3 separate regions of the Mus musculus genome follow, and all the other regions are linked to region 2. A link is a loop called in an ENCODE intact Hi-C map of the cell type or tissue named here. Cell type or tissue: heart. All regions are shown on one strand. Region 1 overlaps Slc22a13 (solute carrier family 22 (organic cation transporter), member 13). Region 2 holds the start of Gm51696 (a long non-coding RNA gene). Region 3 overlaps Vill (villin-like).

Evidence for each region. A loop is a pair of places that touch in the nucleus more often than their neighbours do. Peaks named below come from ENCODE experiments on the same cell type or tissue, not always from the same donor. Only the 100,000 strongest peaks of a DNase experiment are listed, where the experiment ranks them.
Region 1: it touches region 2 in a loop (8-fold over the local background); 4 of 42 quality-filtered maps call a loop at or near these places.
Region 3: it touches region 2 in a loop (9-fold over the local background); 37 of 42 quality-filtered maps call a loop at or near these places.

The regions. Positions count from the first base shown.
Region 1 is chr9:119,191,125-119,193,624 of GRCm38, reverse strand. It overlaps Slc22a13 (solute carrier family 22 (organic cation transporter), member 13), which reads left to right. Exons shown (of 10, transcript NM_133980.3): 9 at 1-53; 10 at 251-651. The coding sequence ends at 344. Among named protein-coding and RNA genes, the nearest start is that of Slc22a14, 2.0 kb to the right of the region's middle. In heart, a CTCF peak has its summit at 1,210 (motif pointing right); no DNase peak of the experiment used is centred here.
Region 2 is chr9:118,919,734-118,922,233 of GRCm38, reverse strand. Gm51696 (a long non-coding RNA gene) reads right to left here and starts at 1,623. Exons shown (of 2, transcript XR_003948271.1): 1 at 1,213-1,623; 2 at 410-731. In heart, a CTCF peak has its summit at 1,282 (motif pointing left); DNase peaks (open chromatin) are centred at 1,193 and 2,063; H3K27ac peaks cover 18 bases; H3K27me3 peaks cover 602 bases.
Region 3 is chr9:119,066,758-119,069,257 of GRCm38, reverse strand. Vill (villin-like) reads right to left here. Exons shown (of 20, transcript NM_001164567.1): 14 at 2,378-2,500; 15 at 1,702-1,847; 16 at 802-946. Among named protein-coding and RNA genes, the nearest start is that of Gm51697, 7.1 kb to the left of the region's middle. In heart, a CTCF peak has its summit at 1,451 (motif pointing right); a DNase peak (open chromatin) is centred at 1,447; H3K27ac peaks cover 343 bases.

The sequences.
Region 1 (2,500 bases), 270 kb before region 2:
GGCCAGACCCTGAAGGACACCCTCCAGGACCTGGAGCAGGGGCTCCCTGCAGGGTAATCACAGACTTGCTGGCCTCTCCCCAGGCCCAGTCCTCCCCACTACCTTTACTCTATCTGTTACTGGCTATCATAGCACCACAGCTGTCCGCCTGGCTTTAGAGCACATTTTCCCTTCTTTAAGCAGGGGATGCTAAGAGAACCATCTCGCACAATGTGTTGGGTAGCTGCTGACTGTCTTTTGTTCCCTGCAGGTCCCACAAAACAGCACCCCAAAGACAAGACATGGAGGCTTTGGGAAGAACTTCCAGTGTGAGGGTGGCTGTTGTGAAGAGCTCGTACTTCTGACTGTGGCTGCTGAGGGCCAGCCTATCAAGAGCAGAGGACAGCGCACATGGCATCTGTAGCACACAGGATCAGATCAGCCGTGTTCATGCTCCCTACTCCCTTTTGCAGAGCCCAGAGGGAGTATCAGGGACAGTACCCTTCCCTCTTCCACACTTCTCATACACAAACTGCACCCCAGTACCACGGCTGAGTCAGGGTCGCTCTCAGTCTTCTCCGACAGTCTCTCTGGGGTTGTGGCCTCACCAGTCTCCCTGTCTGGGATACCCCATCCTCATAAAGATAAAAAAAAATAAAACAAAACAAAAAACAAAAAAACAAAAAAACAAACAAACAAAAAAAACCCCACAACAGCCTGTTCCCAAGCAAAACCAGCTCCAACTCCAGAGCAGGGCAACCACCAGGGCAACTGTGGCAGCAGGCCAAGAAAGAAGAACATTATGCCCTATGTCCTTTGAAGAGCCTTCCTGCCCGACCTGTGGCCAGTGTGTGCCTCACCTGTGTGAGGCTGGCGATGGGAGGAGACTGGTCAGCTCTGCCTCCACCCACTGTGCCCAGCCTCCCTGGTGCTTGGGAAGAGAGCAGGGTTCCTTACATTCAGCTGCTGTCCCTTGCTCTTTCCCAGGGTGCCCCGGCTCATCAGCAATTCTGCCTCTGATGGCTGCTAAGAGCTGGCTCTGCTACACTCACTCGTTCATGGGCTGTTTGGAGGTTCTCCGTGCATTCTGTTAATCAGGTTATTTTAGTGGTAAGACTTCTGGGAGCCCAGAGGAGATGCCACCCTGGCCTGATCTCCACTCATGGTAGATCCAATAGAAGGGAATTTTCCTGGGGACTTGGTGGCTAGCGTAGGCCAGTCCACACCTGTCCCCTAGAGGGCGCTGTTGAACGGAGACTCGCCAGTACACAGAGACCTGCCTGCTGTTCAGTGCTGTGGTTGTCTTTGCTTTGTCAGAGCTCAAGCACTGGGGGGCAGAGATCCTCCAGATCTGGGCCCCAGTCTTCCCATTTTACAGTGGGTGGCTTTGCCCAGCATGACGGAGGCCCTCCCTGGACGTAATCCTCAATGTTCTCACTACCCCACACACTTGCACAGAATGGATGATTTATTTCATAGGTTACATTATAACCTCAAACTCTGCCTAGGCAGGAAAAGCAAAGAGGTATGGCAGTCTGCTCTCCTCGGGTGACTTCTGAGCTTAAGACCACCATACTCTGCATATCTTGAATTTTTGACTTTTATGTCCAAGCCCTAAGATGTTCCCATATGCTGGGCGTGGTGGCGTGCGCCTTTAATCCCAGCACTTGGGAGGCAGATTTCTGAGTTCGAGGCCAGCCTGGTCTACAAAGTGAGTTCCAGGACAGCCAGGGCTACACAGAGAAACCCTGTCTCGAAAAACCAAAAAAAAAAAAAAAAAAAAAAGATGTTCCCATTCTCCTTATCGTGACTTTGACACACTCCCGGGGGCCTGTTCCCTCTCATCCAGTTCCTCTCCCAGGTGTAAACCTGTGTCCTTGGAGCTGTTGACCAAAGCCAGTGGACACCCCATGTTCTCAGCCCTTTTTGGAAGAATTCTGCCCTCTGCCTCTGCACACAGTTGTGAAAGTTCTTCACAGCTGGGTGAAGGGCCCTCTGCTCCTCAGTGCTGCTTCTTGGCTATCATGTCCCTTCATCTGTCAAAATCTGTGGTAATATCTCTCTCTCTCCCTCCCCCTCCCCCTCCCCCTTCCCCCTCCCCCTCCCCCTTCCCCCTCCCGCTTTTTACATGGGTCCTCTCTGCTTATGTGCCGAGCCCTTGGCCTGCTGAGTTGTCTCCTATGTCTGCCTCCTAATTTTTCTTAGCCAGTTTTGCCAGTGTCCTGAGCAGTATTTTCTGTGCTGATGGAGAAGCTGGGCAAGTCTAGACCCCAACCTTTTTTGCTCTCATTCCTGCTTCTTGCCAGGTATCTGTGAGCCATGACTTTGGGCTAAAGTTAGGGTCCCTCATGTCTCCTGCTTCTCCACAACTAGTTCAGCCTGGCTCCTTGTCCTCAGCTGATTCCTTACCCCTACTCTAAGCAAAAAGACCAGAGTCCTGTTTCTACCATCAGAGGCAGGCTGTGGCTTCTAGGGAGGTGGGCCAGACAAAGGCAGTTCTAGCAATGGTGACATGTCCTTG
Region 2 (2,500 bases):
TGTGTGTGTGTGTGTGTGTGTTCCATGCCTTCAAGGTCTCTGGTACCTTCCTTCCTCTAACTTTCCCTTTTAGGAGCCCAGCCTAAAGGTGGCAATTCTCTTGTTGGAGAAAGAGGAAGTAGTTTCTGGACAGAGAGAGAGACACTCGTGGTGAATGCACCATAGAGCCTGCCCTTGGGGATTTGTCTCTCTGGGACACTAGGACTTGGGTGAGATTTCTCTCGCAAACATCCCTTCTCTCATAGTGGGTACCAGAAAGTCCCAAGGAGCCCCACTCCAGCCTAGGCAGACCACACCATGCCTCACCTACACTATACCTCTGTGCTTTAATATGGAAGGCTTAGGCCTAACGAAGCAGGCAAAACACTCAAAGGAGGCTCACGGCATAGTAGACAAAGCAGAGGGATAATTACTGATGGCCCAGAGAAGAGCTGGTTTATTCTGTAGGGAGTCCTCACAGAATGATTGCCCAGAGTCGTCTTTGAGGCTTTAGTCTTCTGAGTGAGTGGACTTCTGCCTCCAGTGTGCACAGAGAAGGCTGGGTAGTGATGGAGGAAGAGGGCCCAGAAGGCCAGGCTGCACCAGCACTTCAACCTGTGAGTAAACTGGAGCACTGATGACTTCTTCTTTAAGGTTTATTTTTAATATACGTGCATGGATGTTTTTACCTGTATGTCGTCTGTCCAGGTGCCGTGTGTATCCGAGGAGGCCAGAAGAGGGCGTCAGATCCCCTGGAACAGGAGATAGTTGTGGGCCTCCATGTGGGTGCTGGGGTCGAAACTTGGGCCCTCTGGAAGAGCAGCCAGTGCTCTTAACCAGCTCCCACTCACGGATAACTCTTTGCAAAAGGAAGCAGCATCTCTTAGCTAGAGCATGTCTGTGGGTTGACAGAAGAACTCAAGCCAGCTTTAGCAACGTTAGGGAGTCTGCTAGCTTACATAACCAAAGCCAAAGCATGGGTACGTGCTTGAGATCGGGACATGACGTCATCCCTAATGAGATTGGGGCATGACGTCATCCCCAAGGGGTCAACAGCTCACCCTCACCAGCGATCTATCCACTCATGAAGACCCGCTATTCTCATCACACAGATTCTTCCCCTTGAATACGGTGTCCAGGGGCTCTCAAGCCATCCACACTCTGCATACATCCCCAGGGATGCCCTCTACCTGACCTCAGGCAGGGGGTGCTTGCATACTGTATGCTTCCTACCAATAAAGACACTGATGCCCAAGAATAAAGTCCCAGAAATGGGTCAGTGGTCCAGCAGGTGCAGCCTGCCCCCTGGTGGCTGAACATTGTGAGTTCCTTGCCGTGTCAAGCTGGGTGTGGCTCTTCCAACTACCAGCTCCTTAGGGCTAGCTCAGCCAGAGAGGGTCCAGCCTTGTTTCTATTCCATCCAGCTGCTGTGATTAATAGAAGAGTCCTTGGGAATGTAGGGGTCTGGGGAGGACAGAGAACAGGATCCAGAGTGACGTGTTCTGTTGGCATCCAGTCTCAGGAAGACATCCACCAGAGTGGATGGTGGCCACTGGCAAAGAAGAAAAAGGCAGCCAGGCTGATGAACACGGGGGCTGGCAGGGGATTTGGTATAAAGCCGTTCAGGAAGTGTTTTCAAACCTGGGAACATTCCAAGTATATCTAGAAAGCAGAGGAGGGTATACCCTTTCCCACACTACCTCCAAAATCCCAGATATTCTCTACCAGAGAACTTGGGTACAAGAACGGGCTACTTGAAAACCAAGAGTCAGGGGAGGATGTAGCCCCACCCTGACCCCCTATTATGATGGAATAGCTCCTGAGCAAAGTAAGCAACCCCCATGTGCCCTCAACCCAGCAGTGGCTTTGAGTCCTAAAAGATCAAGGAGGCCCAAGCTGATTTCACAACTGGAACCCTTTGAGGTGGGACCTCATACGTTGTGCTCTCCGCCCTCGCCCCACACAAACGCTGGGTTGTCCCAGGCTACTGATGAAAAGTAGCCGCACATACACAGCCTTATTCGTGTGGTTTGGGGTATCTGTGTGCATGTGTGGCCCTCGCTGGGAAGACTGCTGCCTTCTCCAGTCACTCACTCACCATGGGCTTTGACAGGAGGCTGCCCGTGGTAACTGCCTGCTGGCATCATTCCCATGGGCGGGGCCCCAGCCAGGCTGGTCTGGTTGGCACATGCAGCCACATGCTCAGCTGTACACAGGCTCATATACATGCCAGGGCACCAGGCACACGTGATGAGACTATCTGCCCAGCTGGTTTTTCTACGTTGGCACTGCCTGTTCTTCACTGTCTTCCCTACCTGGGCTCCCACGTGTCTGCCAGGACAGTGCTCGAAACTCCTCCTGCTCCCTTTGAACCCAGCTGTCTGGGTCTCAGATTCAATTCGTGGGTGAGACTAGGTCTCTACTTCATTTCTGCTTGGCGCAGCAGTTTCCTCGGAGGCCTGCGTAGAAAGGCTGAGGCTGCTGGCTTCCTCTCTCATATGTGTTCATGCCTCATTAATCG
Region 3 (2,500 bases), 150 kb before region 2:
TGGTGGGCTGTGCAGTGGGGGAGAGGGGGTGGAGTCTGGGCTTGGGTTTCCTCTGAGATGTCCTCAGGGCTCAACCTTATCCCAACAGAGACAGTAGCATACACAGTCACACACGACCACGCACACACTCACATACACACGCACACGCTACCACACACAATGACATGCGCACGGTATCGCAGCTGCAGAGACACTTTGCCCGTTGCCATAGAGCCAGATAGCTGACCACAGCCAGTTACTGTCATCTAATGTGTGCACATAGACACGTCACATCTTGTTACCTGTCACGTAACAATTTCTGGCTGGTCGTGTATACCATCTCATGGGCTCACAGAATTCTACAGACTCACAAATGCAGTTGCTCTGTCACACCAACAACCAACCCCATGTTCCCCCTTTTCCTCTCACACAGACACGTGCACACACAGTTACAACTGGTGTGGCCAGTTCTTGTTCGTACTGGACTATACTGGACTGCACAACTGCTTGCATGGTCTGGTTACCCACAGCCGTAGCTACCCAAATGTGCAGGTTCAAAGAGTCCCCTGTGCTACCCAGTCAGACCCTCCACATCCTGCGGTGCCGTGTAGCTAGGCAGAGCCTCAGTCACACACAGCATCATGGGGCACACAGCATTACACACAACACGCACGGTCACAACCACATACAACCTGACTCTATTACACCCGGACTCTGAGTCCACGGCAACAATCAGTCACAGGCTAGACTCTCCTTCACGCCCAACCACACTGATGCACACCCTGAGTTCCCAGCCCAGCCAAACAGGAGTGGCCACTTTACCTCCTGACAGGTGTCTAGTAACATGATGTCATACTTGTCCAAGTCCTCTTGGCCAAAGAACAGCACTTCCGTGAGGACCAGGCAGCCTGCGTGACTGGAGCACTCGAACAGTCGGGGCTGGATGCTCCACACCTCCTCGGGAAGCCTGTCCGGAGGAGGGGCTGTGAGGGGGCACAGTCTGGACCACACTGGCCCTTGGCATGGGTGCTCTCCCTACCTCAGGGAAAGCAGCTCTTTGGGACAGGAGCCCTGGGCCTTCCTCTGCCCTCCACCTACCTCAACTTCCTTTAGGAGTACCTGCTCCAGGGCAGGGTCCCTTTCCTTCAATGGTGACCGAAAACCTGTCAGCTGCTGAATGAAGTCATCAGGGTTGGCACTGGGGAAGGGGACTCCTGGCCTAGTGTGGATCATTGAACGGAGGCCCTGCCTTCCCTAGAATGGGAGTCCCCTAAACTTAGTTAAGTCAGGAAGTGGCCTCAGGTCCAGGGTGGAAGGAGGGGACCGAGGCTGGGAGCTAATGAGACTTGGGTGGGCGGCAGGGCCCAGGGCTCCTTCCTTCCTTGAATTTTTACTCTGTTCTTACCTCCTATGCATGCCTTGACTGGTTAGGGATCACCTTTAGTGGCAATGCAGGGAGTGGATTCTGCCAGCAGAGGGCACCATTTCTCCCTGTTAGCCCTGACACTGCCCCCCTTAACGTTACCCCAGGGCTGGAAACAGCAAGGTAGGCTTGACTCGAATGGCCCCTGCAGGAGGAGGACTAAGAGTCCCGCAGATTTAGTCCAGATCTCTGTGTGACCTTCCACTGGGAACGTCCTTAGGAAACCTGGCCAGAGGAGGGCTCACCTTCCAGCCTCAATTCTTCCTCAGAATAAACATATTCTCCCCTGATTCTGTTACCTCTTGTTACTGGGATAGGGGGCCCGGCCTCCGAGGGCTTCCCAGAAGTAGAGAGGCTCCTGACCCTCCAGCACTGTCTCCTTGTTATTCCCTGGGAAGACACTGACCACCGTCCGCGCCATCTCACGTTGGTCCCCATGACAGCCCTGGCAAGCAGAAGCTGGGTCAAGCTCTACAGACCTTCACCTCCAGTCCTATCCACTGGGTCCTCTGGGGAGCTGCACCTGAGCAGAGGGAGGCACCTCTGGGGACCTCCCTTTCAGTCCCCCAACTGTAACCCTATAGCCCTATCTGGGTTCAGAACATGGTTGAGAGAATCTAGGCTTGGAGTCATCTGTGGTTTATGCTAAACATAAGAAAACAAACCAACATCAACAACAACAACAACAACAACAAAACAATCAAGCAAACTAGACGAGGTCTCCTTTTCCCAGAGATGCTTGGGTAAGTCCCCAAGCAGGAAGGGAGGCAGCCAGAGCCAGGCTATCCTACCCTGAGGAACCCCAGTCCCCTTGTGACTATGTAACTTCCCCAGATCTATCAGGGTCTTGGGCCACTCCACACCACCCACAGCATCGTCTCCACTGGACCATCTCTGTGGACTAAGTCTGCAACTGTGCGGAGGGGAACCCATCTCTGGCCTAGCACCACCTTCCCAGGGGGAAGTCACTGGTACCTTCCCAAACCAGAGATAGCAAACATGACTTGTGATCAGAAAGAAGACGTCACCAGAAGTGAGGGAGGAGGCACGGGCCGGCACCTCCATAGTTCTGGTGTTGTGGCTCTCGGTCCCTTGCAC